3 separate regions of the Homo sapiens genome follow, and regions 1 and 2 are each linked to region 3. A link is a loop called in an ENCODE intact Hi-C map of the cell type or tissue named here. Cell type or tissue: GM12878. All regions are shown on one strand. Each heading gives the region's core, and the rest is flanking DNA. Links, peaks and the distances in the headings are about the cores only.

Region 1 (7,992 bases), core at 3,574-6,073, 170 kb after region 3:
GTTATTTTCCCCCTAAGTTTACCTCTTTACACAGGTTCTTATTGGTGATTGCAAGAAGTAGTCAACATACTTTAAAATTCAGATTTTTTTTTCCACCCAAGTCCCTTAATACTAAAGCTTCCATTACCATTACAGACTATAGTTTGGCCAACTGTATTGTGTTGGCATAAGAAAGATTTCCAAAGTCCGTTTCCGAGAAAGAGATTCCTTACTTCCCCTACTTCTTTCACTTAGAATCCACCCCATGTTAGATTCCGTTACCTGCAGCTACTCATTTCCAGGTATCAAACTGTGTAAGTAGCAAGCAGCGGAAAAAGAATATGGATACTTGTTTTGCCAAATACCTAGTGAGAGCAGTGCTCTAGAAAATACATTTTGGGGCCGAGCATGGTGGCTCAGGCCTGTAATCCCAGCATCTCGGAAGGCCAAGGAAGGCTGATCACCTGAGGTTGGCAGTTTGAGACCAGTCTGGCCAAAACGGTGAAACCTCATCTCTACTAAAAATACAAAAATTAGCCAGGCATGGTGGCGTGCACCTGTAATCCCAGCTACTCAGGAGGCTGAGACAGGAGAATTGCTTAAACCTGGGAGGCGGAGGTTGCTGTGAGCTGAGATCACGCCACTGCACTCAAGCCCGGGAGACAGAGTGAGACTCCATCTCAAAATAAAATAAAATAAAATACATTTTAGGAACACCACTTATGCAAAAAGAAGCAAATCACATAGGGATTTCCTTAGAAGTGATATGAGGTGATAGCCCAGAACACCACATATTTTTAATGAAAGCATCTATGCATCCATATAATTAACACCAAGATTTCCTTTTAAAATGACTGAAGTAGGTTGGGTATTAAAATAAGGAAAATAATATAAGGAATATAATAATAAGGAAATAAATTTTCTGTCACAAATATCTATAGCTCATCGGTACAGAGATTAAAAATTTGGACAGGATAAACACTAGATGTTTGGGCCAGGCACGGTGGCTCAAGCTGGTAATCCCAGTGCTTTGGGAGGCAGAGGTGGGCAGTTCACAAGGTCAGGAGTTCAAGACCAGCCTGGCCAACATGGTGAAACCGCGTCTCTACTAAATATACAACAAAATTAGCCAGGCGTGGTGGCAGGCGCCTGTAATCCCAGCTACTCGGGAGGCTGAGGCAGGTGAATCGCTTGAACCCGGGAGGCTCTCAGCAGTGAGCTGAGATCACGTCACCGTACTCCAGAACGGACAACAGAGCGAGACTCTGTCTCAAAACAACAACAACAACAACAAACACTAGATGTTCGAAGCATTGTTAAAATGTTTATCGTAAAGGGCTGCCTTCCATTTGTCAACATAAATATCTCCTTTGTTAAGATTTGTTTTCAAATGTCAGAACCTAAATTTACCCAGTTATTCTAAAACCAATCTTTTGACATATTTTCTCTTTTGATTGTTTTAAAGATATTATAATAGCCAATTTATAGATTTAACTTTAAAAATCCTGTATGTATATTAGCACCTTTCTGCAATGATTTAATGGCTACTTGGACACTTTAACTTTCATTAATAAAATTAGGTGTGTTTTATTTAAAATATGCCATGAATAACTTTTTCTTGTGTTTATTTCCTCAATTCTTGTAGGTCTTCCAGTGTGGCATGGCTATGACGCTTGTAGCTTACTCAATGTCCCTAAATATCCCCCAAAATATGGGAACCTGAGAGTGTTCTTCGTAGAATTCATGAATCTCCCCTGGAATTTTATTCCACAGATTCAGTTTTGAGACTTTTTATCCTTTTGATTTGATTGCTCCTGGAGCCCTACCCTGAGCTCTGAGTGAATGTATTTATCTTAGTTTGTCTAGAAAGGCACTCTGGAATCTGCAGTGGGAACTTGATGATAGATGGATCATTGAAACTGGCTTTTAAAAGTGACATTTTGGTTAAAAGTCATCTCAAAAAAGAAAAACAGCTTTTAGAAAGTGTATATTCAATAAAATTCCAGAAGCCGGCCCTGGTGGGCTGTCCCTGAATCTGGCTCTGGCAGTGGGTTTGAAATTCTCCAGCCTAGTTGAGAGCACAGTGTCTTCCCAGAGCACAGAGGCCAGGCTCTGCTCAGGAATCCCACCCCCAAGACAGAGGAAAGCACTCCCAAGGCCACGCGCAAGGTTTGCATCTGAATTATAGACCGTTCTTGTGAAGACTCTCTCTGCCGACCCATAATCTTTCCTCCTGAGATGCGAAAAAAGGCTCCACACGGCATCACAAGGATAAACGCACCACAGATACATCAGTTGATTAATTTCAATAAACTTAAGCCTGAAAAGAAGTAGTCGTACTACAGAAGAGAGCTGTTTTTCAGAGTAAAGGCCCTTAAGAACGTGGTGTTACCCTGGTAGCACAGATCTGGATAGGTGAAACATTCGCAAAACTTCCTTTGAAAATATACATATTTAGTTTCAATAATGCATATTAAAACATTATTATATTAAACATTGTGGAATTACCTCAAATGTAATTAATAGACGTTTACGGATTTGGAATGAGCAAGTCATCTGGTAAAATATCTCCTTGATATAGACTCCTGGAGAGACCTAGATGCGTGAGAAGCTATGCCCAGATGTCTGTAAATCAGAATATATGTATAATCCATTAAGCAGATGGGGGAGGGAGATCACAACTTACAGACAGGAACCAAAAAAATGATAGAATAGAATTGATGAAAGGAGAGAATTTAAAGAGATGACAAAGAAGGTGAAATGCAGACAGAAAGGAGAGGAATAAAAATAAAGAGAATAAAAATCAAAGGATAAAGTAAGTTTTCATTAGACTGTGCGCGTCTGAATAGCATCCACTTGTTCCTACTGCTTTGAGAAGTTAATTATCTGACTAAACACTGCTCGCAGATCCTGAAAGGCTCTCTATTCCTCTAACCTTTAAAGACTTTTATGACTAGAATAACCAGAGCAGCTCATAGAAAGAAAATTGTTTTCTGTGCTGTAACATCAATGGCCAGAAATGTGTACACCTGGGGACCAGGTTGGAGGCTGGACCTGGCTTGCAGGTCAGAAGTTCAACACCTCTATCCTCACTCTGCCTTACGAAGGGCTCCTCACGGTAGGTGTGAAGGCAACAATTAGGAACGCACAACCTCAAGGACCACATGTATTGAAAAGAGCCCAAAAGCTGACTCCCTATCTCAAAAAGAGGTATGGCTTTTCTCCAGTGCGTGCATTTGTTTTTAATGTTTAACAAGCTGACAGGAGCGATTAGTCAAAGACTAACGGCCGACTTACTGGTTACTCCAACACAAACAAATCGTCACCAGACTGTCAGGGCCTCGACAGTGTCCATTCTTCTAAAAACGCTTAATGCATTTCTCGCATCTGCAATGACACATGTAAAGCGGGTGACCCTTTCAGATCCCCCACACCCCTCACTCCGAAGGAAAAAAACCACAATTATTTGCTGTGTTTTATGAAAAGGTGGAAGGGAAGATTTTCCTCAAAGGTGGGATGTGGGAAACAAATGAACAAACAAACTCAGGGTGAGTTGAGAATGCCTCATAACCAGGTCACCATCTGCTTTTGTTCCTTAATCAGATAATTGATCTCCCCTGAACCATTTATGCTCCCAGCTAAATTGTCTACAGAGATGCCCATGCCGTCAAGCACGAGGCACTTAGGAGAAGTAAATCTGATTGCAGTCCAAGTTAGGAAACATTCTGGAACACATCACTGGATCAAACTGCAGTCCCTCCTGGGAGGAACACACTTTTCAGAGTGTTGAGTGAAATATAAGGGGAGTTCAAGTCTTCAGTTATTCACCGCAGACCTTCCTTTCAAATCTGGGTGGGTCTTCTTGCAGGATTTGATGCTGAGACAAAAGGGAAAATCAGGCCATTGTGGTTTTTCTATTCATGAGAGTCTAAAGGGACATGTGTACCTTGTCATTTCTGACCAGAATGTGAGAGCTGGCCTGGTTCTGTTCTCACAGGCTCCTGCCTTCCTGTGTCCTAGGCACCCCCACCCCCGGACTCCAACCAGAGTCACCAAGCCCCTCTGCGTGGGATACAGCGTTCTGCCTCTGCAGCTGTCACTGTATGCTCAGATTGTCACACAGTTCAGGACAGATTAAAGGGAGTCACTTTTGACTGGCATATTAGGAGAGGCAGTCGTCATTAGCATACTAAACTAGGTAGCCCTAAACCTGCTGGGTCCCCAGTGAGCCTCCAACACTAGTTCTCCCTCTTCTAATTAATGAATGGTATTAGCAATTAAGAGAGCCTCACATGACAGAACCGCTGTACCCTTCCAAGGCAATTTTGTCTTTGCTCAACAGTAACACAGAATAAACATGAAGTTGAAATAAAGTCAGCCACACAAGAATCTAATGCCCTCCAAATCACCACAATTTTTCATTTCTGCGATCCTGAGAATTCAGCCCACCAAAGGGGCCAAAGAGCCTATTGTTTTCAAGGATTGATTAATAATTCTGCACTTTTGACTCAGCTGAATGCTTTCTTTGCATTTGTCCAGGTATCTGGAGAAGATAAGAATTAGACGACAGCTTAAAAGGTATTAAATAAACATATACACAAATATATCCCGCCATATCTACCTTCCGTGTCCTTCAGATTGGCAGATGTCATGCTGATCTAGGCCACAGATGACGTGGTTTACATTTTAAAACATGTCCTGCAGTCATTTTGTTCTGTTAAATTATTTCATTAAATTAGGGCCTGTGACTCCAATGAAGGAGAGAAAAAATGTAAAATGTTAACCAGGCTAGCAGCCAGGTGGGCGTGCTTTGTCTTCAATTTGTCATTCAATTAGGGGTCAGGAGATAAAATTTCCTCTCTCACAGTTAAGGTCAAACACCTCCCCCTTGTGGTCCCATGTAACTGGTTCAATTCTGTTACAACCTGTATTCAGGTGTCCACCTGGTTTTACAGGTAGATCACTTGACAGAGAGTTTAATAACATCTATGTCATTATCACCAATCACCTCATCTTCAAGTCAAAACAAACCACAGCAAACACAGGAGTTTGATACCAGTGAAAATTAATTAAGAATGGAAAGAAAATCAGAACTTTAGGTATATACAAACGATCCCAATTCATGATGGTTTGATTTACAATTTTTCAACTTTATGCTGTGTGACAGTGATATGCATTCAGTAGAAACCACAGTTTGAATTTTGAATGTTGGTCTGCTTTCTGGGATAGGAGACTTCATGGACATACTGGGCAGTGGCAGGGAGCCATAGCTCCCCATCTGCCTGCCAGCAAGAGGCTATACCGCCAATACTCTACAGTGGGCTCTGTTGCCAGCATCTTCTGGATATTGTGTTTTGTGATTTTGCACCCCATAATGTCTACACAATGCCCATCTTTGTACAGTATTCAGCCCTTTGTTATAAGATAAGCTTTGTGTCAAATGATTTTGCCCAACTATAGGCTATGTGAGTGTTCTGAACATGATTGAGGTGGCTGAGGCTAAGCTGTGATGTTTGACTCACTATATTCTCAATTTATGATGGGGTTATCTGGATGTAAGTCTATTGTAAGTCAAAGAGCAACTGTAGTTAACATCTCCTGCAAAGGTAAGTGTTCTCATATGAAATACATTAATATAACGCACCATTGGAATGATGAAAAATACATAAAGAGTGCCTACAAATCAATAATAAAAATATTCACAAACTAATAGAAAAGGGAGCAAAACAAATGAACATGCAATAAATGAAGAAGAAATATTATGGCCAATTCACACATTAAAAAGCTTAACATCATTGGTAATCAAATAAAAACAAATTAAATCAATTGATTTTTTTTCATCTAACCGATGAAAAAAGTTTATAAAGCACTACAATAATATGAAAAACAAGCATTCTCATATAATTTTGATAAAAGCATAAGCTGGAAAAATATTTATTGACTGCTGTCATTATCCATCAAATATTTAAATTCCATTTTATCTAATAATTAGACATCGAGAAAGTTGTCTTTAAGGACATTGTTAAAAATGTGAAGTTTTAAGCATAAAGATATCTATTGCAACATTTGGTATCATAGTAAAGCGCAATTATAAATGTCCATTAATGCAAAAATGGCAAAATAAATTATGGTAATACTCTACCTTGGACAAATGCAGTCATGCAGCCACTAAAAATGAGGTATTCGTATTGTATGTGCTGATCAAAAAATGCATATTCATGTTATTAGGTGAAAAAGCACATTTTAGGGAAAAAATTGTGTTTTATATGCATGTTCCTATTAATGCTATGAAATGTTTGCACATATGTTTATACATATGTGTATGTAAATGTATAAAATAGGATAAAAACCTGCATGAAATGGGAGGGTCAAGGAAGGTCAGGGGGACTTTTAAGCTTTACCCAACATACGTGTGCACTGATGCAACTATGGTAGAATGCTTTAAATATTACTTGTGTAATAAAAACAAAAAGGGAAAAAAAGGGAAACAAAATCAGCTTTGTTAATGAGATGTGTAGACATGTACTCTGCTCTATAAGGCCTTATCACCTGGAAGTCACGGTAAGAATTTTAATCGGAAGAAAAGAATGCATCGAAGAGCAGACTTACTTAATGTTTTCTTTCCTTCTTCTCCGTTTTCATCTTTGTCTTCTGTCTTTTATTATCCTCTCTTTCCACAATATGTAAGTGATCACAATGTGTCCAAGAGTAGACGTGCATTAAAGACTAATTAAGCAAGCTGCTTGCCTCTATGGTGCTTACTGGCAATTTTGAAAAAAAAATTAATTACAATTAGAAAAATATCAAATATTCTATTTAAAAAAACAAACATGGAGTCTGCCTAAATGCCCATCAATGATGCACTGGATAAAGAAAATGTGGTACATATACACCACGGAATACTATGCAGCCATTAAAAAAAATGAGATCATGTCCTTGCAGGGACATGGATAGAGCTAGAGGCCATCATTCTCAGCAAATTAACGTAAAGCAGAAACAGAACATCAAATGCCGCACGTTCTCACTTTATAAGTGAGAGCTAAATGATGAGAACACATGGACTCATAGAAGGGAACAACACACACTGGGGCCTGGCTTGAAGGGTGGAGGGTGGGAGGAGGGAGAGGATCAGGAAAAATAACTAAAGGGTACTAGGCTTGACACCTGGTTGATGAAGTAATCTGTACAACAAACCCCCATGACACAAGTTTACCTATGTAGCAAACTTGCACTTGTAACCCTGAACTTAAAGCAAAAGTTAAAAAAAGAGAAACCAATGATGTTTCGGTAATGGAAACTGCCTTGGAGAACACGATGGAGGTCACAGCTCTTAGGACATGATGACCAGTAAATGCATTCCTGAGAAGATAGTGTATCCGTTTTGAGGCTGTTACAACAAATTACCTCAACCTTGATGGCTTAAACAGAAAAAAATTTATTCTTTCACAGTTCTGAAGGCAGAAGTCCAAAATCAAGGCGTCAGCAGATCTCTCTGGAGACGCTAGAGGACCATCCAGCCATGGCCTCTCTCGGCTCCGCAGGCTGCCAGCATTCCTTCTAGATGCCCCCTCTGCACCTCTACCGCCATCTTTATGTGACCTCCTCCAGTGCGTCTTCTCTCTCTTATAAAGAGACTTCCCTTGGTTTTAGAGCCCAACTGGATCATGGAACATGATCTCATCTTGAGATCCTTAACTCGTTTATATCTGCAAAAACACTTTTTTTCAAGTAAGGTCCCATACACATGTTCTCAGGTCTAGGACATAGACATATCTTTCAGGGGGCATAGTCTAACCCACTGCAGAGGGCATTTAAATTAAGAACTAAACAGAATGTAGAAGACATCTGTTGTGAAGGGCATGTGTGTGCACATGCGCATGTGCTGGGGTGGCATTCAGGCAGATGGAGATGCTTCCGTACACTTCTCTGTTGAGCAGAGAAGGGACGAGGTGACAGACCAGGAAGGAGGCTGTTGCTCCCCCCAGATAAAAGATGGTGATCATGAACTGGGGA
Region 2 (7,992 bases), core at 3,574-6,073, 130 kb before region 3:
AATTCATTGAAAGACTCTGCGGAGAACCTAGAAGATCCCGGTACACAGGATAGAAGGGGCCAGAATCCCTGAATCATGTAATGCCATTTGCTAAACAAGTATCCTGACTCCGACGTGAGAGAAAACAAGCCCTTACTGCACTCTTTGAGGTTTTGTCCGTTTGCTTCTGCAGTTAGCGCCAAGTACCCTAACTAATAAACCCTGAAACACACCCAGCCCCTTCAAATAATCTCAGGAACCTGAGCACAACTCTGAAGATCCCTACACCTTCTCTCTTGAACATTCACTGGCCATTACCCACGACAGTAGTGACAGCAATAAGAGCAGCTCATCGTTACCGAGTCTGTCTTACATCAGCCATTTTCTAAATGATCTAAGTATTAATTTATTTCATATTTAGGACAACTCTACAAACCATTTTTTCCCATTTACAGATGAGAACACTTGGCCCAGAGAAGTTCAGTAACTTGCCCAAGACGATTTCAATTAATACCATGTAGGGCTAGATTAGGAACCCAGGCTCTCTGACTCCAGGACTGAGACTCCAAGTCGCTGTACTCCACGCCTCTCAGGCAGAGGACCTAAATATCAGTAAAAATTGCAGAACAAACCAACCTCAGATCTAGCAGCCAACCTTTAATCAACTCAGCTTTCCCATTTTGTAATGAGAAGTAGTTTTGTGGTTCACGAATTCCAGGCTTCAGAAGACTCTGGCAACACTCAGATAGAGCTTCTTGTATTCTGCTCTCTAATCAAGCTCAAGGAGGTAAAAATTCATCTCATAACTGGACAACATATCAGGGGCAATTAACGCAATGCAATGAGTAAAGTCCAGAATCATGCAGAGCCTCTTTCACAAGGTTAAGGTGCTAAGATGAATGAGAAGATGAGTGCAGCCCGGAAGGGCTCAGGATATTGTTCAGTAATTCCCTGGAAAATAGACACATCTCGGGGCTGAGTGTGGCTCATGTCTGTAATCCCAGCACTTTGGGAGACCAAGGTGGGAGGATCTCTTGGCAAGAGTTTGAGACCAGCCTGAACAACACAGGGAGACCCTGTGCCTATAAATAAATACCAGTGAGTTTCTGATCTCAAGGCTTACTGTTACTGGAAAGTATTTATAGCATAGGAGTAAAGTTTAAACAAAGCCATTTTGAGATAGTCTCTCTCTCCCTCTGTCCCATACATCTAGGCAAACAACTAAAAATTAAGAAAGGAACCAGAGACAGAGAGAGAGAGAGGGAGAATGACAACACATGGAAATCATGTTGCTGGAGCAAGCAGGGCAGGTATGGATCAAAGCATGAAGGTGCATGGAGCCTGGGCAGATGGGAGAAGGAAGAGGGGGGAAAGGAAGCAGAGTCTTGGACTTAGAAAGGAAAAGAATGGGACAGAGAGTCAGTCATCTGCAGAGAGAAAGAGTTCTAGTATTGGTTCTCTGGTCTAAATCCCCAACTTAAACCTGCAATAATATTTCATACTACTTATATTAATATTTTGCCAAAAATAATCAATGTTAATAATAGCAAGAATTGCTCCATTTATTGAGAATCCATTATATATAGTATTGGACACATTCAATACATCATCTTATTTCTTCATGGCAGAATTGCAAGGCAGGAATTATTTTTAATTTTACACATGAAGTTCAGATGAGTGAAGAGATTTTCTCCAAGTCAGACAATTAATAAGATCTAGCTCACTAAGGGTGGCGTTCAGTCTTTTAGTCAAAGCCCAGTTTCTTAAACATCTTCCTATCATCTACAGGATGTAGTGGCATTCTCACCTTAAAGGCAGCATTTAACAACTGCATGATGATTAATAGTTATTCTCAATATGCAGGATTCAACATGAAAGCAGAAAGGAGTTCTTCTCACTTAAGAGAGATGGTGACTGTATTATCTGTGAGGGTGGGTGTGGGGCCAGCATGTTGAGAATATGAGCTAGAATTGACATTGTCTAGCACTGTTAGGCATTCGGAAGTGGAGCCAGGGTCTCAGGAGAGCAGCAAGAGCTCGTGGTGACCACTGAGGCACATAGGAATACCTGGGGGAGAGAGGATAAGGGCTCAGCTTGGGGATCTGTCCATGGAGTAAAATTGTCATTAAGCAAACAGCAAAAAGGAGAGAAAATGATTTTTTTGAATACCAGAACCAGATCAAATTTCAGACCTGCCCTTCAATAGCTGGTGACCTTGGAAAAGTGAATTTATCTCCTCTACCTTTAATTTCTTCACCAGTAGAACTCCAATAATAACCCCTAACCAGCTATGTTTTAATGATAACATTAAATAACCTCTGCAAACTCTTCCATACAACCCCTGGCTCATAGTAGGTGATGAGAAAGTTCACTCCCTTTCCACCACTCTTTCGCTTTGGATGAGTGCCAATAAATGTCATGGAAGAGGTTGGTTACTCTCCCAGCATGTTTGAGGGGAAAGTCTCTTCATTTAAAGATACTCCCTGAATGATAAATTTTTACTCATCAGCTGGTTTAATAAATGCTTTGCTAAGAAAATGGAGTCCAATATTGGCTGGGCCTATTGCAGTGGTCAGGTGAAAAGGACCTTGGCCCATAGAACCTCCAGCTCTGGCCCCTGAGACAAGATAACTCCCCAGGAGAGGGACCCAGTGCCAGGCTCTCATGGATTAAACTACAAAACATTTGGATCTTTCAGTTAACCCTCCTTGCTCCTGGTTATACGTCCCTGGCTATGATGTCCCCTGTCAGTGGACCTTCCTGGAGGAAGGTGCTAGGAGTGCTGATGTAAGAATTCTGATTCCAGCAATAATTAGTGAGAGTAAAAATAGGATTAACTAAGCCATTGACTGTTGAGGGCTTATGTGTGCAAAGAAATGTGTTGGATTCTTCAAAGTCTGGCATTTAGCCCATCTAAGTTCAGTGCACACTATGGGAAGGAAAAGGTTGTGTTGTGTTAGAGGGAGCACAACCAAGTCCTTTCTTGGAGATGCAGCTGTTGTTTTCCTGCATCTGTGTGTGTTCGCTTTGTCTGTCTAAGGGTCCTGGTCTTCATCCTTTCACCCGTCACTTCCCAGTTAGACTGAAGCACTGGCTTCTTCTCCTGACATGGTCTTTCAGGGCTAGTGGAGTCCTTGATGTCCTATTATACTTACTTGGGAAATGCTTGAGGCTGGCCCCATCTGGATCCCAGCCTTCTTTCCTATCGTAGCCCCAGGCACAATCTGTTAAGAAGAGGATGATTAACAAATATAACCTCCCCACCCACGCCCGCCACCCAGGAGAAAGAACAGGGCATCCATCTCCTCTGAAGCAGAGACACAGTGTGGCCTGGCATATCACCATCAGATGCCAAAGTATGGTCAGATTCTTTGACACAAACAACAGGGCATTTTGAGACTTGTGGGGAAGATGTGATACACTCCAATATACTCACATGAGTTGAATGTATTCAGGGTGAAAAATAAGGCTTTTAACAGACATTTTGCTACCTTAGCATTAGACAGTAATGTGAATGAATGTCCTAGTGCCAAGAGTTGTCAGAGGTTTATTATGAGATTCCTCTATCCAAAATCTCTCTACATATGATTATTATTTTGTCAAAAGAAGTATTATTAAAAATAATTTGGTGTTATAACCCTTTAAAAATGTTAATACAAAAGGAGCTTTCTAAAAAGCAGCTGAAATGCCTTGTCTCTGTCATTAACTCCTAGGAAGCGTGATTCTGGTTTTCAGTTCTTCGAAATCCCTTCCTGCTGCTGCCTGCTATCAAGAGGCCCATCTTTGCTTCCTCCCACAAGTGCTGTGGAAATGAACCACCTGAGTGTGTAACTTCCGAGCAGGGGAGGGCCTGAGCTTGTGATTTTCTGAGGATTAATTTGTTGGTCAAGAAAATAAAAGGTACTCCATACACCTTCTCTTTTTCCCCTTTCAGTGCTCCCACAGAATTCTCTGATTTTGTGATACAGATAAGAAATAAGCCTATGTCGAAAAATAGTTTAGTCTAGATAGTGATGAAGTAAAACACAATTTAAAAGCAAAAGACAGACATGTAGTATTTTATGCCTCTTAATGTGTTGAATCATTCTAGTTTAGAGGTGCCCAATGGTGAAAAGCTGTGCTGAAATTGACCCCCCTCTGCACTGCAGGGACCCTGACAATTGGCACTACTGGGAAAGAAGCTTGACAACAAAAACAAAACCAGGTAAAGGAAGATGCTCATAGAGATCTTATCAACAACATTTGTTTACTTGAAATAACTTTGAGGTTCAAACACAAAAGAACAACTGAATATATCCTATCCAATAACATTTTGATGCAAAAGAAGCCATCATTACAAATTATGCACAAATTTTAATTACAACTAACAAAAGGTGAGGATGGACAGAAAGCTATTTCTGAGGAACACCTATACCAGTCTGTTTTATAATTTTTCTCCATCCAAAATGACTTATTATTTTATAAATAAAGATAAATTTAAAAAGTTTTAAAAAATTAGCAAAAATCCCTTAAATAGATTTTGAGTGGAGATTTAATGGCAGGTGAGAATTTCTTTAGGTCTATGTTCATCTGTTATTTTTCAGAGCTCTTTTTACCTTTACAGCAGAAATTATATTCAGTAGGTACCTAGCAGTTGATAGATTTCTTTTTTAAAAAACCTCTTCTATATTATTTTATATTACAGGAAAAGCAAGAAAGCAAGAGAGACAGAAAGCCTGAACAGTGACAGGAACATGAAAAGCTGCTGGCCCCCGGGATGGCACAGCCCTTCACCAGGAGGGCCCGTGGACTCCCTGTGAAAGATGGTTTGTCAATGAGAAAAAGGCTTCTGAAAAAGGGGGTCACAGGGAGAGAACAGCATGTCCTACTGTATATCCACATGACACTTCTCTTGTACAAACTCCCATGTCCATGACCTCATGTTATTTTTAAAACAGGCCAGAGTGACAAATTTTTCAAAAGTGGAAGGGATTTTAAGAAGATTGGCCAAATGATTTCCAGTTCATCGACAGGAAAAACAAGGGGAGACAGGGAAGTGACTTGCTCACGTCCTGTAACCAACCACAGGGCTCAAGTTTCTTCACTGTGGCCTGAGCCTGTCTGGCTAGTACTACCTGCACTACCTTCCTTTCTTGGTGCCCTGCACTGCACAGTTCATTGCTCCTAGGGTGGGGCTGTGGGGGAAGCTGACTTTCTCTTCTCTATTTCCACTTGAACCCACCCCCCAGCAGGGAGGTCATGGTGAACGCAGTCTGCCCCCAGGCAGCTGATCTACCCTCCCTCTGCTGTTGTTCCTCAAGGCAACAGCTGAGAGGTCCCCTCCCCAGGGAAGTCAGGCCACGGTCTCATCTTTCCTTTCTCCTGAGGCCACTGGCAGGAGGAGGAGCAGGACATGGCTTAGTAAAATGCCATGTTATCTGTTACAAGGATAGGTCTATAGGAATGTATCATTAATGTAAAGCAAAAAGGGAGGAAACTAGTTATGATGTCTCGAGTCTTAACTGTACCACCACCACCTCACACTCCTGTTCACTTTCACCGACTCTCCGTAACCAAAGCACACAACAAAAGAAATATCCTTACGATGCACGATCCGCCACACATATCCAGGGAGCACACACTTTAAGTAAATGAAAACAGTCATGTATGGGTGCCTAGTATGTCAGACACTGTGTATTTAATCAATTTCATTCTTCCCACACACTTTTGTTTTTCATACAAATAATGGAAAGGACATTATCTAATGCCTCCTGTGTTGCTTCTTTTCCAGGGATTATGGGAGTTCACCTGCGTGATCTCGCCTTTGCACCTGTTCTGAACACAGGCTCTTCCACTGTGTATCCTCAGGCTCATGCTGTTCCAGTCCCAGCTTTGAAGCCATCCCAGTCTGGACATCTGGGAGTTCCTTCCTTACCATCCAATCCAAAGGGCTTCTCCGCCCTGTGCCCCCTGCTCCGTGGTACTCATTAGCTTTTTACTCTGCATGACTTTTCTTCCTAACATTCATCATTGTTTGGCATGTGATACTGTTTGGATCCATGTCCCCACCGAAATCTCATGTCAAATGTAATCTTCAATGTTGGAGGTGGGGCCTGGTGGGAGGGGACTCCATCATGGGGGTGGATCCTTCACGAATGGTTTAGAACCATCTGCTTGGTGCTGTTCTCATGACAGTGAGTGAGTTCTCACAAGATCCAGTTGTTTAAAAGTGTGTGGCTCCTCCGCCCTGGCTCTCTCTTGCTCCTTTTCCAGCCATGTGAAGTTCTTACTCTCCCTTTACCTTCTGCCACGATTGTAAGTTTCCTGAGGCCTCCCCAGAAGCTGGGAAGATGCCAGCATCATGGTTCCAGTACAGTCTAAAGAATCATGATCAAATTAAACCTCTTTTCTTTATAAATTACCCAGTCGCAAGTATTTTTTTTTTATAGCAAGTTTGTCCAACCTGTGGCCCACAGGCCACATGCAGCCTAGGACACCTGTGAATGTAGCCCAACACAAATTTGTAAACTTTCCTAAAACATTATGAGTTTTTTTTTTTTTTTTTTTTTAGCTCATCAGCTATCATTAATATTAGTGAATTTTATGTGTGGCCCAAAATAATTATTCTTCTTCCAGTGTGGCCCAGGCAAGCCAAAAGATTGGACACCCCTGCTTTATAGCAATGTGAGAATGGACTAACACAGCATACATATACACATGCACACAAATATACGTACACACAAATATATTGTTTGTGTTTCATTCACTGCTATACATCTACCTCTTAGAAGAGATCTCAGCATTGAATTTGAACTCATTTACATAGGACAAAATGGTGTTATTGTATCCACAATGCGTAGGAGGAAGCTTAGGCTTATTAAAGCTAAACATGTTGCCCAACATCAGAGCAACAGAGAGAAAATGTGATCTCATCAGGGCCCCAGGCTTCAGTCTCTTTACTCCCCACAACCTGTACAGTCTATTGTCTAGAGAGCTACTGTCTAGAGAGCTACTGTCTAGAGAGCCAGGTTTCAAATCCCTACTCAGTTCATATTTCTATGTGACATGGGCCACTTTTCTCTGCTCTTTCTATAAATATTTCTCATATACGCATAAGGTAAAAAGTACTGCTTTAGTCTATGAGGATGCAAAAATGCAAAGTGGACTTGCTTTTAATTTTTTTTCATTTAATAGAAGGAGATGTATAGAAAGAAATAACTACAATACCAAGAGGGAAGCAAGATCCAGGTGAGCTCAGAAACAGCAGGTGCCAACACAAGGCAGAGTGAAAGGGCCAGGAAAGTATAGGGATTGTTAAGTAATGCTCCAGGCAGAGAATACACAGCACTTAGCACAATTTTTAAGCGTTTAATAGCATTTTAAAAATAAACCTGAGATATCATTATTAGATTTGCCAATTTCCAAATTTTCATTATGCTGCATGAACTCCAAAATTATTCCTTGTCAAAATTTCAAAACATCATATTAGCTTTATATTTGATAATAAAACAATATTGACCTTAGAGAAAACTTGCAAGAAAATTCAGATTCACTAAATTTTCATTTTCAGATTCATGGTTTTGCAACACTCTCTTCTCTTTCCCTCAAACCATTGGAGAATAAATTATAAACATCACGCTCCTTGATTCTGAATTCAACTTGTCTGCTATCAGTATTGCCATCCCCATTTTCTTGTTGCCACAGTTTGGTATATATTTGCCCATCCATGTATTTTTTGTTTGTTTTTTGAGACTAAGTTTCGCTCTTGTTGTCCAGGCTAGAGTGCAATGGTGTGATCTCGGCTCACCGCAGCCTCTACCTCCCAGGTTCAAGCAATTCTCCTGCCTCAGCCTCCTGAGTAGCTGGGATTACAGGCATGCACCACCATGCCTGGCTAATTTTTGTATTTTTAGTAGAGACGGGGTTTCTCCATGTTGGTCAGTCTGGTCTCAAACTCCTGACCTCAGGTGATCCACCTGCCTCAGTCTCAAAGTGCTGGGATTACAGGCATAAGCCACTGTGCCTGGCCACTCA
Region 3 (7,992 bases), core at 2,526-5,025:
TGGTTCCTCTGCAGTGTGGTGAGTTCTCTCGCAGGTACCATAGAGTGATGTGTCAGAACCCTGATGAGCTTCTCAATCCTGCGGAATGTACAAGGCAAAGCTTTCTGATAGAGATTACTAACTTGAACTAAAAAAGAGTTAGTACAATTTTAACAGTTTTGAAAAAGCCAGAAGGGCAACTCTAGCAACTCCATGATTCCATCATAGGCTGTCACAATTGCTATTTCAGAGTGTGTGTTTGCAAGTCATTGTTTATTCAGATCCGTGTCAACACAAGTGTGTGTTCTTTTCTGCCTTGAAATTTCTTCTTGTTCCAAGTTTCACATTTTTATGGGAATATATAGGTACTTATTGCATTTTAATTTTTGTTAACAATGGAACAACAGAAGGGTAAAAAATGTGGTTCTCTCTGTTCAACTCATCTCTAAGTGTAATGCTGGAGGAGAGAGGATTATGTCATGTGGAAACTAAGGTAGAACAAAAGGTTTCAACAGCAACGTTTCAACCCCGGGAGGGTCTCAGTCTATACTTTTCTCCACCAGGTCCTCCTCTGGTGCAGCATGAGAATGGGAGGAGGAGACATCGTCAGTGTTTCCTCCTGAGTTCGCTTGCCAGGGGCGCCAGCTTTTCACGAATTCAAACAACAATGACATGGACAGGTTTACAGTAAAATATGTCTATCCTGAAAAAGAAAGGAATTGACAGCCAACCCACTGGCTGTGCTCATCGCTTGCTGAGCCGCACCAAGCAAGGCCATCTTCTGAGGATCTACAAATGTGTGGCATGGTAATGATCTCACCTTCCAAGGAGCTATGACGTATTTAATGAGGTGTGGATCCAGGGAAACAAAAGTCACGCACGCAGTATGGAGGGGATTGGAACCCATCAATATCTGAGACAAACAGTAACATAGCACGGGGACTTTTGTTACAAATGTCCTGCTCTCTTCCTCTTCCACCTTCAATCTTAGCATAGAGCATGCAGTGTGAACATCAGTGAAACCGATCTGGTTTCAAATAAAAGATTTGTTGCATTTTGACTATGAGGCATTTTGCAAGTTGCTTAACCTCTCTGAGGCGCAATCCCTTGATTTGTGAGGCAGAGATAACACCTTTTTCAAAAGGTTGATTTAAGACCATAATAAAATCATGAGCATGAGAAACTTAGCATAGAGTCTGGAACATTTCAGCTGTTCAATAAATTTTGGTTTCTGTCCATTTTCTCTACCTTTTTCCTCTCCCACTAGAACACGGGGCAGAGAAGGTCCAGTGTGTTAGCCTTCAGAATCTTTTAGTTATTGGGGTTATTTTTTTGGAGAATTTTATTTTTTGGCCTATTTGTTTGTTCTCAGAGAGATGGATGAGATCTAAAATGTACTTCTACTGTTTTCTTCCCCATTTAAAAAAATGTAAAAACCAGAACGAAACACGTCTTTCCAGTCACAGGTAACTAAGTAGGAAGTATCCAGTAACTTCTTATCTTTGGGGAAAAATGTTACCCACAATACCCCAGAGTCAGCTGGGCGACAAGGGGATCTTTTTCCTATATCCCCCGCTCAGTGCAATTCTAGTCAAAAAATTAGCCATGCGTGGTGGCGGGTGCCTGTAGTCCCAGCTACTCGGGAGGCTGAGGCAGGAGAATGGAGTGAACTCAAGAGGCAGAGCTTGCAGTGAGCTGAGATTGTGCCACTGCACTCCAGCCTGGGCGACAGAGCGAGACTGCCTCTAAAAAAAAAATAAAACTCAGCAGAACTAGTCCATGGATATAATGTGCCATCTTGAGGAAATCCACACCTTTTTTTTCCACTCTCTCTCTCTTCTTTTTTTTCAGTTGAAGTATTGTTTAGAAGGCACTTTTAATTATAATTTTGGTTAACTGATTAACGTTAACTTGTATATGACTTATATTGACCACTAAACTTTGGGCCTGGTTGCCCGGTACCATCTGTTTAATTGCCATTTCTATATGAATTCTTCAGTTTTGATATTTGTTTCTCATCTTGTGTGCATTTAACATTACAATCCCCATAAATGCTTCTTTTAAGATGGCTGAATATCTGTAAATACACTTGTCATTTGTATTTTTGGTGGAATTTTTTTGTTCACGTGCACCCTCTTTACTCCCTGGATGTCTTGAAAAAGAAACTGTGACACGTTTTTATCAATACAATGTTTTATTTATTAGTAGAAAAAATGTTAAAAATAAGTACCTATTTTAAGTGTTTTTGTGGAATAAGTAATGCAATAAAATGAAAAGCCAAACTCTGTAGAACTCAAAATGTGTTAAGTATGCAAAGACCAGAAACCTTATAAAGGTGGCAACATATTCTAGATACTTTCAAGACCTTAAGCACCCATGATTACTTGACCTCCACTTCTTTTATCATTTCTACTTGCAATCCATCAGACCTGTTTAAGTGAGAACTCGGGTAGATCTAAAGGTCTTTTCCATTTTATACTCTTTTTTTCATATAAATTTTCAGAAATGCAAAAATTGTAGTGTGAAACTGTGTGAACTTGAAATGTTTAAAGTTAGTATAGTATGTTAAAGACCTATTTGATTATGAACTAGGGCTAATAATCTTAGATTAATTCAGATTTTAATTAATTCAAACATGGGTTACCATGTTTGAATCTTGTTGTTCTAAAGTTTTCTAATTAGTTGTCTTCCCTCAAACAAGAGTGAATCCAAGTGATTGATACAGCCTTTTCCTTTTGTTTTTAGTATTCTGGGCCTAGACTCACAGTGGTTCTTAACATTAGCCACTCATTAGACTCGGAGAAGTCTAATGAGTATTCCCCAAGTCTGTGCATTCAATATAGAGTCAAGTGAGAGCACCTGGATCTGGAGAAAGGAGGCGAGGAGGTAATCTAGAAACAGCTCTGTCAGTGGTGGCCATTCATTCAGCCAGGGGAATCTTAAACACGAAGACTGAGAGATTTCTTTAAGAGAACTTTCACTTCTCTTTTGTCGTTTCCCAAAGGGTTCCATTTGTAAACCAAAGCTTAAGAATGTATTTTGGTCATAAAGGTAAATTCGCAGTTTCTCACGTTCTCAGGGACTGTTCTGAAAGCAAACTGACAGGAGGAAAGAGAAAGCCAAAGGTGAAAAAAGTGAGGCCAGTGCCCTCAGACTGACTTTCCTCATGGACTCAAGGACTTAGCCAATGTAACCTGGACACTGAGACTTTCCCAAAAATAAGACCCAGGGTGACAGTGCTGCTTCACTGAGGACAAATACAATTAAATGAAATTAATAAAATTTTTTTTTTAAATAAAAAATAAACCAGGTGTGGTGGCTCACACCTGTAATCCTAGCACTTTGGGAGGCCAAGACAGGCGGATCATGAGGTCAAGAGATTGAGACCATCCTGGCCAACATGGTGAAACCCCGTCTCTATTAAAAATACAAAAATTTGCCAGGCATGGTGGCGCGTGCCTGTGGTCTCAGCTTCTCGGGAAGCTGAGGCAGGAGAATCCTTTGAACCTGGGAGGTGGAGGTTGCCGTGAGCTGAGATCACACCACTGCACTCCAGCCTGGCGAAAGAGCGAGGTTCCTTCTCAAAAAAATAAATAAATAATAAAATAAATCATGGTCAGGCTTTGTTCCAGGCCCCAGAATTCCAGGATGGAGCAGTTCCCATGCCCGTCACCAGGTGGCAGAGGGGCTTTGCATCCAGGCCTCCCGGGCGTCCCTGGGGCAGCACCTCTGGCTTAGGAAGCAGAAGTTTAGTGAAAATTCAAGGGAGTGCAAACCTTACAGTAAAACAGAAATCTTGTCACTCTGCAAAGCTGGACTCCAGTTCAGAAAGCCAGGTCTCAGCCTTGGACCTGAGGGGTTTGGATGCTTTGGGAAAAGTAATTTCAGTGGAATCATAGGGGTATCACTCCATGGCCAGAAGCAAGCTCAGCTCCAGTGTAGTGCTGTAGTTAAAGAAACAAAGCCAAACCTGTTAAGTCTAACTTCACTTAGAAAAATAGTAAGTGAATAGATCTAAGTTTTTAAATTGTTTAAATGTTCACGGAAGAAGACACCGAATCTTGATTGTTCCCACAGTTTCCCCAAATATTACACAGTCATTGACATACAACAGAAGTTGGATTTATATTTATGATGGAAAGAAAATAGCACCCAAAATATTGACAAAGGAAAATAATGGAAAAGGCACATTTGTTTCCTTGGTTTGGCATGGGATGGAGTGGAAAGAGCATATGTTTTGACCCAAGGTAAATCTGGGTTTGAGTGTCTACTTTGCCGCTTCTCTAGACCTTTCGGCAAGAGCTACTCAGCGGCTCTAGGATTGTTTACTTGGCTTTAGAATGAGGGCTAGCGTGTGCATTAAAGCTTGTAGCTCAGAGTTGTTGCAAAGATTAAAGAAAACAAGAAGTGAAATACATGGCAGGTAGTGAGTGTTCAGAAACCTTTAGATCTCTCCCCATCAAAACTTCAGTGTGAGAAAAGTATTCTCTGGTGCTCAACCACCAACTCTGATTTTGAGACTAGAACCATGCAAAATTGTTCTGTGACCTGAAAATAATTTTCCAGATTGTGGAAATCACTGGAACATATGCTGTGGTCATCTGGCAAATTCTCTTTCTAACATTTGTGACTGAGTGCCCCTTTTAAGTACCTCTGAGAAACCCTGGAAGTTGATTTCCCATACATTTCAAATAAGTATTCTGTGAACACAGTAGTGTTAGGACATTCTGGGAAAACTCATAATGTCCTCAGCGATTTACAGAGTTAACTTGAATCTCTGTGACACCGAGGCTCCTTTAATCATAAAGTCAGAGTGAGATGATTGGACCTCTCAAAAGTACAAATGTTGCGAGTCTGCTTTGAATAAAATATACCTTCGATAGTTTCCATTTAATATAATATTACATTCAAGAATTAAGAGACTCCTGAATAATTTATCATTTTGCAAGTATAAGTGATCACTAATAATATTGCATTGTTATTTATTAACATTTATGCCCACCACAATTCTATTATGTAAATAATATAACAGATTATCCAACTATATGTTTAATACTGTGGGTATATATTACTAATAGCTGAGCATAATATGACTTGATGCACAGTGAGGAATGAAGATGAATGAGAATTCCAGCCTAGGGAATGTTTTATGGATGAAATGTACATTAGATATTTTGAGGGAGATGTCTAGGCAATATCAACACTGGATTTTGTTTTCCCGGGACAGGATTAGAAAACAAAGCCTGACTTGTATGACAGTCATAACCAGTTCTGAAAATGCACAAAAGCACTATTAAGGCCAAGTATGGACTCTAGATCATCAATGCTACCTAGTTGTCATTCATTCATTCAGTCATTCATTCGTTCACTTAGGACATGCTTATTTGTCATAGGCTGGTCATTAAGAATATAACAATCACCAAAAAAAGATACTATCAGCCAGGTGTGGTGGCTCATGCCTATAATCCCAGCACTTTGGGAGGCAAAGGAGGGCAGGTCACCTGAGGTCAGGAGTTCAAGACCAGCCTGGCCAACATGGTGAAAGCCTGTCTCTACTAAAAATACCAAAAAATTAGCCGGGCGTGGTGGGAGGCGCCTGTAATCCCAGCTACTCTGGAGGCTGAGACAGGAGAATTACTTGTACCCAGGAGGCAGAGGTTGCAATGAGCCAATATTGTGCCATTGCACTACAGCCTGGGCAATAAGAGCAAAACTCCATCTAAAAAAAACCAAAAAAACAAAAAAAAGATATTATCACCAACAAATACTCAACAAAAAAACCCTTACACAACTAAGGAGAAAATCCCCCACTGCAATGAGGAAAATGAAGAAAGTGTTCAGGGGAATTGTGGAAGTTCCATTTAAAAAAATTGCAGAAGTTCAGTGTATAAGCTGAAATGTGAAGGATGGCTAGAGATGAATTATCAAAGAATTAGGGATGACATGTTCTAGGCCTGGGGTTGGACACAGTATTCCTTATTTTTATGAGGTAGATTCAGACAGATGTGTTCAAATACTACTTATTATCTTTGTCATATTAGACACCTATTAGCTTTGTCATATTAGAAATATACTTAGCCTGTTAGCGTTTCAAGTTCCAAATATCTAAAACAAGGTTAATAATTACAATCTTAAAAAACATCACAGAGCTTTAAAGAAAAAAAGATGTGTAAATTTCCCTACTATAACGTCTGCACATAGTAGGTACCCACATAATAAATGCTGATTACATATATTACCTTTACTTCCTCATTTTTACTTAACGGGATCCTACCCCTACCTCACTCCACATTCTCCTTGACTCTATCTTCTCACATAAACTACATGTATCACATTTTTCTGAATGTAAGATAGGGAAATTTCTATTATCTCCTCTTTTTGGGGGTTTCAGATTAATCTAAAAAAAGGCTTGATAACAACAAAAATTCTTGACTTAAAGAGAAATTCATTGATGTTAATTACAACACAGGACACAATCCCACCTCCCTTGGTGCAAATAAATCCTCCCTGAGGTTTGTGATGAAGTCTGCCTGCAGTATTTCCTCTGCAGCAGTGGAGATCTATGCCAAGTGAGAGGGAATTTTCCCATGTGCTTCTCTCTCCTGGCCATTCATCACCTAAAGGATCCTCTCCAAGCTTCCAAGGGGCTGATTGAGGGCCTGGGGGAAGGTGCATCTACCCAGTGTGGGCCTCCATCCAGTGGTGTCTGATAGCCCTGGGCCAACTGCCCCCATCTGGTCCTCGGCCTGCTGACTGGAGGGAAGTGCTTCACCAGGATAGAGTCTCAATGATTTAGGATGATCAGAGTCATACTCACTCAAATCCCAGTTGTAATAAGGGGGCCACTTTCCTCCAGCCCTGCCCCAGCCTCTGAGTGTGAAAGCAGGTTCTCCTTCTCCCTAGGGCACATCCCCCTGGGGGCCCCTGCCAGACCTGCCGTGTCAGGCGGACTCCATTAACCCTGGTGGTCAAGAACTTCATCAGAGTCTGAGCCAGGGGAGAGCCAGCCTTGGAAGCTGCCTGGCAGCGAGCCCAACCCCCCAAGAGCTGCAGAGACCCCCATAGAGCCAAGACTGAGAAAATTGGACACAACGAAGAGTGAGCCTGGGTTCTTTTGCCTTTGATTTGATGGAGAAGGACATCTGCTGGCAGGAAATCAAACTCAGTATTATAGATTTCTCTTTACAGAATTTGGAACATACCAAACCAAAGCATGTCACACAGTTGGATGGCCTCTCGCTGCTTGGGAGGAAAAAATGAGGGGGCTTTGGATGACCCAGAAAAAAGGGTTGACCTCCAGGCTGCTCCATTATAGTAAAAAGTGATTTTGATGAAGGCAGACTCTGCAGGTCAGAAGGGGCACTTGTCCTGGTACTGCATCCTCAAGTGCTTCAAAATGTTATAACTTGATTCATGACTTTTTCAGCTCTTTTTGCTGTACTTTTCCAGTACTTAATATAGTATATTTAAACTTTAAATAATACGGTTGCTTCCTGCCATCACTTTTCTCCTATTCAGACACTGGTGCTATCCCATTGTTCTCCGTGTTCCTTCTTGGATCTAGAGCGGCTCCTACTTATAATGAGGCATAATTGGTGTCACGTGTCTTCAGGCACACGCAGGCTGCACATGTGCAAGAAAAATAGTTCTCACAGCAATCCTCTCCTCTGCGTTCATTCCTCATCATTTGCTTAAGGGAAATCATGCCCTAAACCAGGTCTGAGGGAAACCTAGGAGAGATGTTGCATCTATTTTGGCAAAAACTCAACTGTTTTATGGAGACAGCCAGGCAGTCATTTTCCAACACAAGCCCAGGTATGGCCCACACCATCAGCCTCTCCTGTTTCTCACCCAAGGACCGCCTTGCCTGTCGACTTTCAGTCTGTGTCCCTGAAATATCTTCCCCTCCCCCAAACCATTTCCATTTGGCCTGGCCAGGCACTTGGCATTGTCTACTCAAATGTGCTGACACTCAGCGATTCCCTCAGGTTTCAGCCACTCTGATTTCTGTAT

Evidence for each region. A loop is a pair of places that touch in the nucleus more often than their neighbours do. Peaks named below come from ENCODE experiments on the same cell type or tissue, not always from the same donor. Only the 100,000 strongest peaks of a DNase experiment are listed, where the experiment ranks them.
Region 1: a loop joins it to region 3, with 9 times the contacts of the local background. A loop is called at or near these places in 13 of 110 quality-filtered maps.
Region 2: it touches region 3 in a loop (4-fold over the local background); 3 of 110 quality-filtered maps call a loop at or near these places.

The regions. Positions count from the first base shown.
Region 1 is chr2:6,521,536-6,529,527 of GRCh38, forward strand. It overlaps LOC107985845 (a long non-coding RNA gene), which reads left to right. Exons shown (of 3, transcript XR_001739267.2): 3 at 1,625-2,049. Among named protein-coding and RNA genes, the nearest start is that of LINC01824, 30 kb to the left of the region's middle. In GM12878, for the core only: a CTCF peak has its summit at 4,874 (motif pointing left); a DNase peak (open chromatin) is centred at 4,766.
Region 2 is chr2:6,219,285-6,227,276 of GRCh38, forward strand. No RefSeq gene overlaps it. Among named protein-coding and RNA genes, the nearest start is that of LINC01247, 150 kb to the right of the region's middle. RefSeq lists an enhancer at 4,797-4,996. In GM12878, for the core only: no CTCF peak of the experiment used is centred there; a DNase peak (open chromatin) is centred at 5,117; H3K27ac peaks cover 388 bases.
Region 3 is chr2:6,349,448-6,357,439 of GRCh38, forward strand. No RefSeq gene overlaps it. Among named protein-coding and RNA genes, the nearest start is that of LINC01247, 22 kb to the right of the region's middle. RefSeq lists an enhancer at 2,849-2,968. In GM12878, for the core only: a CTCF peak has its summit at 3,660 (motif pointing right); DNase peaks (open chromatin) are centred at 2,994 and 4,444; H3K27ac peaks cover 2,500 bases.